2 separate regions of the Homo sapiens genome follow, and region 1 is linked to region 2. A link is a contact called in ENCODE Hi-C or POLR2A ChIA-PET data. All regions are on one chromosome and are shown on one strand. Each heading gives the region's core, a stretch centred on a gene start or an enhancer-like site at or near the end of the contact. The rest is flanking DNA. Distances are from core to core; before and after follow the strand shown. Region 1 overlaps FLT1 (fms related receptor tyrosine kinase 1). Region 2 overlaps FLT1 (fms related receptor tyrosine kinase 1).

The links. A loop is a pair of places that touch in the nucleus more often than their neighbours do. ChIA-PET counts read pairs that join two places held with the same protein, here RNA polymerase II (POLR2A).
Region 1: a loop to region 2 is called in a map of right cardiac atrium, with 2.0 times the contacts of the local background. The contact joins two enhancer-like sites. A Hi-C loop is called at or near these places in 1 of 168 maps with a recorded cell type or tissue (right cardiac atrium). POLR2A ChIA-PET finds 5 or more read pairs at or near these places in 2 of 52 experiments (BJ and PC-3).

What each region holds. Positions count from the first base shown.
Region 1 is chr13:28,464,313-28,468,644 of GRCh38, forward strand. FLT1 (fms related receptor tyrosine kinase 1) reads right to left here. Exons shown (of 30, transcript NM_002019.4): 2 at 3,209-3,305; 3 at 2,591-2,817. Among named protein-coding and RNA genes, the nearest start is that of FLT1, 29 kb to the right of the region's middle. RefSeq lists a silencer at 2,955-3,186. Within about 2 kb of position 2,984, at least 2 of the 41 ENCODE cell types and tissues checked have a DNase peak (open chromatin) inside an H3K27ac peak, as active enhancers do.
Region 2 is chr13:28,352,400-28,356,440 of GRCh38, forward strand. All of the region lies in intron 15 of FLT1 (fms related receptor tyrosine kinase 1), which reads right to left. Among named protein-coding and RNA genes, the nearest start is that of FLT1, 140 kb to the right of the region's middle. RefSeq lists a silencer at 3,713-3,802. Within about 2 kb of position 1,337, at least 3 of the 41 ENCODE cell types and tissues checked have a DNase peak (open chromatin) inside an H3K27ac peak, as active enhancers do.

The DNA.
Region 1 (4,332 bases), core at 1,734-4,233, 110 kb after region 2:
TAATTTTCTGCGAATGGTTGTGGACTATTACAGGAAGGCAGACATGATAAATACATGACCTAACGGCCACTGCTCCCCGACAATCCCACAAGAGACATCAATAATCAATCATGGCACTTTTTCCCACTAAGCCTGGAATTTATCCTCAATGTCAATTTTAACATAGTATTCCACAAAGCACCTGTTAATCCATTCATTTATTCATTTAGCAATTATTATGGATTTCCTAATATGTGCAAGGCACTGTACCAGGGAGGCACATTGCAGATAAAAGTAACCAGGACAGACATGGACCGTGCCATCACAGGGCTTAGATTAACAATGGATTTGACACTCAAAGTCATGATTGTTTGCCAGATCTGCTCTGTTGTATAGTTGAAATGGAACTAATTCTAAATAGCAGTGTCTCTCCTTTGTGATAGTAGGGGACTGAGTGGAGAGGCTTGCACTCCCTGGCTTCATAAAGCCATGATGTCTATTGAATAGTTTAGGAGTTAAAGGTGAAAATAGCTGAACACTATTTATTAGAAAAAAAGAGATGGTTTTCTTTTTATTCATTTAAGTGTTCAATTTGCAAGTCAGACTGATAAACCTATAGGAGAAAGTTTTATGAAAATATTAGAATGAATAAATTTTTCTCCCACTCCCCTATAGAGACAGGGGCAGTCTGTGACTCACTGCAGTGTTTTCCTTTCTCCACAGATGTCGGAAAGAACACAATATGCTACGTGGAATTAGAGAAAGAGAACAGATGGCTGAGTACATGGCTTTTTCCACCACTATCAAGCGTGTTGTCTTTCCCCCTCAGCTGCAAAATTACCTCTCTGAAAGTCTCTGCTCTTAATGCTGCACCTTCTCTACCCTTCCTCATTCCTGCCTACCATCCTTTCATCCCTGCTTTAGAAGTGGGCTGACTTCCCCAAGCAAAATTCCCCGGCCTACCTCCCACTCATATGTGGAAGTGAGCTGATTGCATCCCTTGACGGCAAACTGCTTGGATGGTTAGTCCCTTACAGTTATCTACCCCCTGGACAAGCACAAAATGTCAAAACAGAATTTGGAGGATCGGGGACATGAAAGTGGCTCAGTCAAAATCAGGCTGATAGCAGCTACAAAGAGGTTACTGTCAATAACAGGCAACTGTTCTGCTGTCTCCTAAGACTAATCCTGAATTTGGATATGTACATGTTATGCTCAGGGAAAAACACTGTCTAGTTGCCTTATTTCACAAATTAAAAAAAATCTCATGGCCAGGCACGGTAGCTCATGCCTGTAATCCCAACACTTTGGGAGGCCGAGGCAGGTGGATCACCTGAGGTCAGGAGTTCGAGACCAGCCTGACCAACATGGTGAAACCCAGTCTCTACTAAAAATACAAAAATTAGCCAGGAGTGGTGGCAGACGCCTGTAATCCTAGCTACGCAGGAGGCTGAGGCAGGAGTAATCGCTTGCCCCTGGGAGGCAGAAGTTGCAGTGAGCTGCCATTGCACTCCAGCATGGGTGAGAGATCAAGACTCCATCTCAAAAAAACAAACAAACAACAACGAAAAAGAACTGCCTCACTAAAATGTTAGTTCTATTGTACTACCTCCAATGCAAAGACCCAGTTCCTGACCTCACCAGAAGGTAGACCCACAATGTATATTTAGCTATTGATGCTGATGGTTGGTTGTTTTCTTTTGTTTTTTTTAAACCTGATTCTGTGCCTGAAGTGCCTACTAATATTGCTTTGTGTTCTCTACAGCCTTGTTTGTGTGTGTGCGTTTTTTTCTTTAATCCCCTCAAGATTTGAAAATTGGAACTAAACAAGGAAGAAGAAAGTGACAGGCCATTTTTATTATTCTTTCTCAGGGTTCCAATTTTACTGTGAGTTTCTACTTCTTAAAAGATTTTGCATTTCTCCCCTTTGAATGTTACTTCATTTGTTCATTCTCTAAGGAAGGAAGAACAGTATCATAAAAATTATGAATGAATGAAAATGATTTTTTTACGAGTACCATAAAAAATGAATCAAACATGATTCATTTTTGCCCTTTGCCCTTTGCACTGTATCTTGGTCAGTGCCAGTTCTCATGTCATTATAGTAGTTCCTCAGTGAACATGAAATAATACAACATTGTCCATTGGAACCAGTTATATAACACTCGAGATAACAGCAACATTGCGTTTATTAATTTAGTAGAAACAACAGTATTTTACAGTTCCAACATATAAGAGAATGCAGCTGTGTTAAATGACAAAAATCATGTATTCTATTTTGGGCTTCTCAATAACTAAGAAATAGAACTAAAATCCTTTTATTCACTTATTCATCCAACTATGGGCCACATACTGTGCTAGGAGCTGTGGGTACAGAGGTGACCTATACAGACCAGTCTCTCTCTTTGTGGAGCACATAGTGACTAACTGGGCCTTGACAATTCTGGTTAAAATTGACATCCACGAAAGTGTCTACAACTAGGATGGAATCTCTTTCCTAACCCGTTTCTTTCATACTCACTAGGAAAGCAACCTTTCCAATGGATCAGGGTAGATTTATGACTCATTTGCAAAGCAAAAGCAAACAGAATGTAGAAAATGGAAGTCTTACCACTAATAAATATATAGATTGCAGATTCTGTTTCCTTCTTCTTTGAAGTAGGTACAGCTAGATATTTGCAGCTGTAGAAGCCAGTGTGGTTTGCTTGAGCTGTGTTCAAGGTTAAAGTACTGCAGAATTGTTTGCCATTTCTTCCACAGGCAGATTTAGTTATGCTCAGCCTTTCGCTTTCCTTACTCACCATTTCAGGCAAAGACCATTTATGGGCTGCTTCCCCCCTGCAATCACAGATAAGAAAACAAAACATATTTATGGCTGGGCCCTAGGCTCAGCACCAGTTCCTCAGCATTCATTTTATTAGGAAGCGGAGGTCCTCTCTTAAGTGTAGTCATCTTCCTCTTTACGGGAAAGCAACACATTCAGAAAAGCTGTAGAACAATACTCAGAATAAAGATGCAGAACTATTTGGGCATCCCTTCCCCCATTTCCCTGAGTGAGTAATGCTCTCCCTTCCCCATGAATCCCCTTTCATGGGAAGCTGGATGCCTATGGTTTGCACTTTGCAGATCACAGGAGATCACTGAGGTCCCTACCTTTTTACTCTGCCAGGGAATGATTTTGCCTTAGGCATGGCAACTAGATTATTCCCAAACCAACACAGCCACTTACCTGCATTGGAGATGCAGTGTCTGGCCTGCTTGCATGATGTGCTGGGTGCCTTTTAAACTCAGTTCAGGATCTTTTAATTTTGAACCTGAACTAGATCCTGAAAAACAAATTTTTAAAATGTATTATTTGTAAATTGTCTTCTTACCTTTTTTTAAGTTATCTTTCCATGAAGGTGAGTTTTTCATTTTTAATTTATTTACATCTTTAATTTACTTGTATCTTTAATTTATAAGCAAAAGATACACTAATACAAATTTCTCTTAATTCACAAATTTTTTCTAGCTCTACCCTTGCTCATAAATATTATATATCCTTTTATACCAAATGACCTAAATAACATCCAAAAGCCTATTTATGTAGAATGGTAATGGATTCATATAGGTTCAATGAAATTATATTAAAATATATAACTAGTTATAATATTCAAATATGCAATAACTTAGTAAAAACTCTCAAGAATAAATGTCAGTGTCATCCAAAATATATTTTCAATACTGAACTTTTTCCAGTGTGGGTCATCTAGTCCTATAGGCCTGTCTCATCTTTTTTTCTGAATAAAAAGTACAGAAATTTTCCTGGGCTCTGAATTTCATGCAATCATTAGTTGAGCAATGATATTTTTGGCCAATCATTTCCCTTTCTGAACCAGTTTCCTCATTTGGAAAACTAATTATAGAATCAAAATCAGTTTTAGAAGACATTTGGTTTGTCTTACGTAATCTATGAGTTCCCTCTACAATGGTACAGTCAAAAGGGAACTGTTCACACGCTTACGTGACATTCGACAAACATCTCGGAGGATTGTTGTGAGGCAATAAAGTGAGGTGGTGAAAGTGCTTTAAAATCTACACATCTCCATATGATGCAATAATGACATCCATTTTAGTGACTAGCTGTATCACCCTAGACAAGTCATCTCTCTTTCCAGATCTCAGTTATCTTATCTGTAAAAAAGAGATTGGACTAGACGACCTTGAAATCTCTGACCTTCCATTTCTCACAGTCCCAGCCTGATATAGCTTGGATGCTGACCCTCCAATTCTGATGGTGAATTGTAATCCTCAATGTTGGAGGTGGGGCCTGATGGGAGGTGTTTGGGTCGTGGGGGTGGATCCCTCATGCAT
Region 2 (4,041 bases), core at 87-2,586:
ACCAAGTTCCCTAGGCCTAACACCCACTTCTATGATACCCAATGCAGTTTTATGCCAGCCTAGTTTCTACGGAAGGAATTAAGATGAATATCTTTTGAGTTTGAATTATTTTGCCTCAAGAACTCTCTACAAACACCTCAAATCAGCCTAACTGAATTCCATCACCATTTTTTAAAATTCTTCTTGATCAAGGCCAGCTTTATGTCACTGGTTAGATTTGAAGTATAGGCATGTGTATCCCTGTCCCTCAGCCCTCCTATTGACATTAGTGCACAACTGGTTCATCTCTGTTTTGAGCACTGCTCTCTCCTCGGGAAACCTTTCTAAATAGCCAACACCCATGAGAGGTGTAACATCAATCCCCAACATATTCATGCGAATTAGTTTATCACATCCTTTCTCAGTGCCAGGATAGTCATAGGAGTGAATTTGGGGGCAGGATTCAGGAAGAGAGGAGCTAACGTGGAGGGAGGTCAGTCAGGGATCAGAGGAGGGTCAAAATGGAGAACTGAAAACTGATAGCTGGCCAAGGGCAATAGAAAGCAGTGACTGAAGACCCATGGCCATATTGTTTTCAGTTTTTTCTGTTATTGACTTCTGGGATTTAATTTATTAGGGAACATAGTGTCTACTTTCTACTGGATGAGTCCTTTCTCAAACAAGTGACAACGTGCAATCGTTTGCAAATCAGCCTCTAATGCCATGACCAGCATTTAGGCTGCAGGACCCTCATGTAGTCCTTTTGTGCCTTTGGGATTTTTGTATCTGTCAATCATCTTCGAAAAATGTTTAGAATGATAGTTATTCTTCTTCAAGTTGTCTTCTCCTATGTACTTATAAATAATACTGAAATATAGTAAGGCCTAAATCTGATATAAGAGTATCAGATTTGGCTGGGCGCGGTGGCTCATGCCTGTAATCCCAGCACTTTGGGAGGCCGAGGCGGGTGGATTACCTGAGGTCAGGAGTTCGAGACCAGCCTGGCCAACGTGGTGAGACCCCGTCTCTACTAAAAATACAAAAATTAGCCAGGCGTGGTGGCACACGCCTGTAATCCCAGCTACTCGGGAGGCTGAGGCAGAAGAATTGCTTGAGCTCAGGAGGCAGAGCTTGTAATGAGCCAAGATCATGCCACTGCACTCTAGCCTGGCTGACAGACCAAGACTGTGTCTCAAAAAAAAAAAAAAAAAGAATGTTTTTATATATATTGTGGTTATTTGCATTAATAATTATAAAGCATAGCTTAAGTCCTTGGATGAAATTGTAACAGCCCCATTGAGTTCCAGGGCTACTGAGCGCTATGTTAATTTCAGAAATGATTTTAGTTACTAACACTTCTGTTGTCGGTTTTGATATGGAATTTCCCCTTTGAGAGCTTCATGTGCCCTCGTGCTGGCACTAGGTCCAAACCAAACAAGACCTGTGATTATTTAAAGAAGGTACTTTGACTCCACAGTTCATTCATCCTTTACGGATACAAAAATAACACATTGTTTTATCTGTGAGTATAAGAATCCTTTTTCAAAGGAAATAAAAAGAGCAGACAGTTTCCTTCCTGGCTAATTCACCAACCTCTTTAAATCTGTTAAACATAGCCACAGACACAACTTGTTCACTTGGTTTCATTTCCTAAACTCAATTTGACAAGATAGGTCAGTGTGAGGGTCCATATGCATCTAACAGGAAATAAAGTCTAAATCTAGGGAATGTTTCATAGCTACCAGGGTGGTAAGAACAATGACTCTAGAAGAAGAGTCCCATTTCAATTATAAAATTAATGAGCAGGTACCGTATTCAGCTGTTGTGAACAGCATCCTAGGATCAAATTTTAATCCAGTGAATCCAAACTCCTTCCATTCAAGATACTGCATCTGACTCACACATGCAGGCCTTTCTAAGGTCCACATACTATTAACATTCAAAATTTCTTCCTGTGCAAAGTTATATTCTTATATAGACTTGAAACCTGCCTCTTGGAAATTTCACTACCATCTCCCTTCCTTGGTTCTAGTTATCTTTTCTGGTGTGTCAAAGAATGAGTTAAATGCCTCTTCTGTCAGAAAGCTCCTAAACTATTTCAAGAAAACAATCTTGTTACCCCCATGTTGTCTCTTTTTTGGACTAAGTATCCTCATTTTCTGGCACTATTCTATTCCTATCCAGGATATAGCGCTACTTATTTGTTTCTTTTATAAATGGGCACAATATTTCAGGTGTGGCTGGATGATTGCCAATCATGTAATCTATATTTTCAGCTAACTACTTTTTTTAAGCAAAAAAGGTTGGATATAGCCATCACTTTTATAAAAGAGAGCAAAGGAGAAGGCCAAAAAACTACAAAAAGCAGACACAAGAGTTCAAAAAGCATGGCAGTTGGGGGCAATAATGAACAAAATAATGGAATATATAAATATATATTCCATTATATATGCCATATATTATATATATGTGGCAACCCATATGGGCAATTCAAGTGAAAATAACCTCCACTTTTCACAAGAGTAAATGATATGGCTAACAGAAAGGTTTAGAAATTATCAGTAATGCAGTATTCTTAACATCTGACTTTTCAGAAAAGCATAACATTAATGGGAAAAGGAATCAGCATAGGAAGTCTAGAGGCATGTAAACATGAGAGAAATGGAGAAAATAAAAATAACAGGATCACTGAAAGAGTGCTTTTGCTCAATTTTATCCTAAGTCCTTGCAGACAACTTCCTAAGGCACCTCAGGAATGAGAAGAGCAGAGGAAGGGCGGAAATATTCTGAGGTATACGTGGACTCAAGTCTCAGCCTCACCACATAGTCATTGTGCGACTTTGGGCAAGTTGTTTAACTTGAGTTTCCATCTTCCCATCTGTAGATTGAAGATACTACTATTGACTTCTTTAGATTCTTACAAGGTTAATAGGATTAAGTATGTCACAAGTCCAGCACAGCGCCTGCACATAAAGGTCCTAAATAAATATTTCGTGCTAAGTGCTGGGCATGTGTACAGGATACAAAGATATGTCAGACAGTACTGTCTCAAAGTTTATAATTCGGTAGGGAAGAGAAGCATATCAACGCCAAAATAATAATAAAAGGCAGAATAAAATAAGTACTGACTAATGATTCCAGAAGCGGGGATTGAGAGAGCAGAGAATGAGTATCTGCCTCAGCTGTTCATCCCGGAGTACATTCCAGGGCAGAAAGCATTTCAGCTGGCCTGAGAGGATAAGAAGGATTTGGCTGGAATAGGGAATGGAGCCTACTCCAGGATGCACTAACATCACAAACAGAGGCCACGCTTGGCGTTATGTGGCAAGTCCGGCTCACTAATGGCCAAACGACTGACTCTAATCCAATCTGGAAGGCCCCACGGTGCTGCTGATCTGGCCTGGAGCAGTGAAAGAATAACAGCAGGCCTCCTGCAGAGCAGACTGCTGGCGAACAGAAGGGTGGTCGTTCTGAAGGTGGGGAGAAGAAACTCACAGATGTCGTAAATGCACAGTTTTAAGCACACTGGCTTCTGAGAAACCCACATCAACCTGGCAGAAAAAGGAAGGAAGTCAAGACTTTGGGGAGACCTACAAACACGCAAAAACGTCACTGCTTCATACCCAGGCTCCTCCCAGGCCATAAGAGTCCAGCCATTGCTGCCCCATATTCCCTGGTGGAGGGGTGGGGACAGGGGAATGCAGTCATGGGGTGAGGGGAGGGGAGTCTGAGAAAAGTTCAGTTTTCTCCTCTGGTCTGCCATGACTAGACTGTGTGAGTTGGGTGAGTCAGTTCAGACCTCTCTGGAGGTTTATCACTGCTCTGTGTTTCTCATGGGGTTGTTGGGAGGATATGGGGGAAATGACGTTTGCTCTGAGGATTAGTGAGGTCTCCTTGCTCTCTGTGTTCCCTGGCCCGGCACGGCCATTCCTGAGGGCTATATGTCTGGGGTGCCTGTTAAAAGACAGATTAGCAGCTATCTGGGGAAGAAGGTGTTAAACAGAGATGCTAATAAATTGTTTCTGTATGAGCGAGCAGAAAAGTGAACATAATATTTTAGAA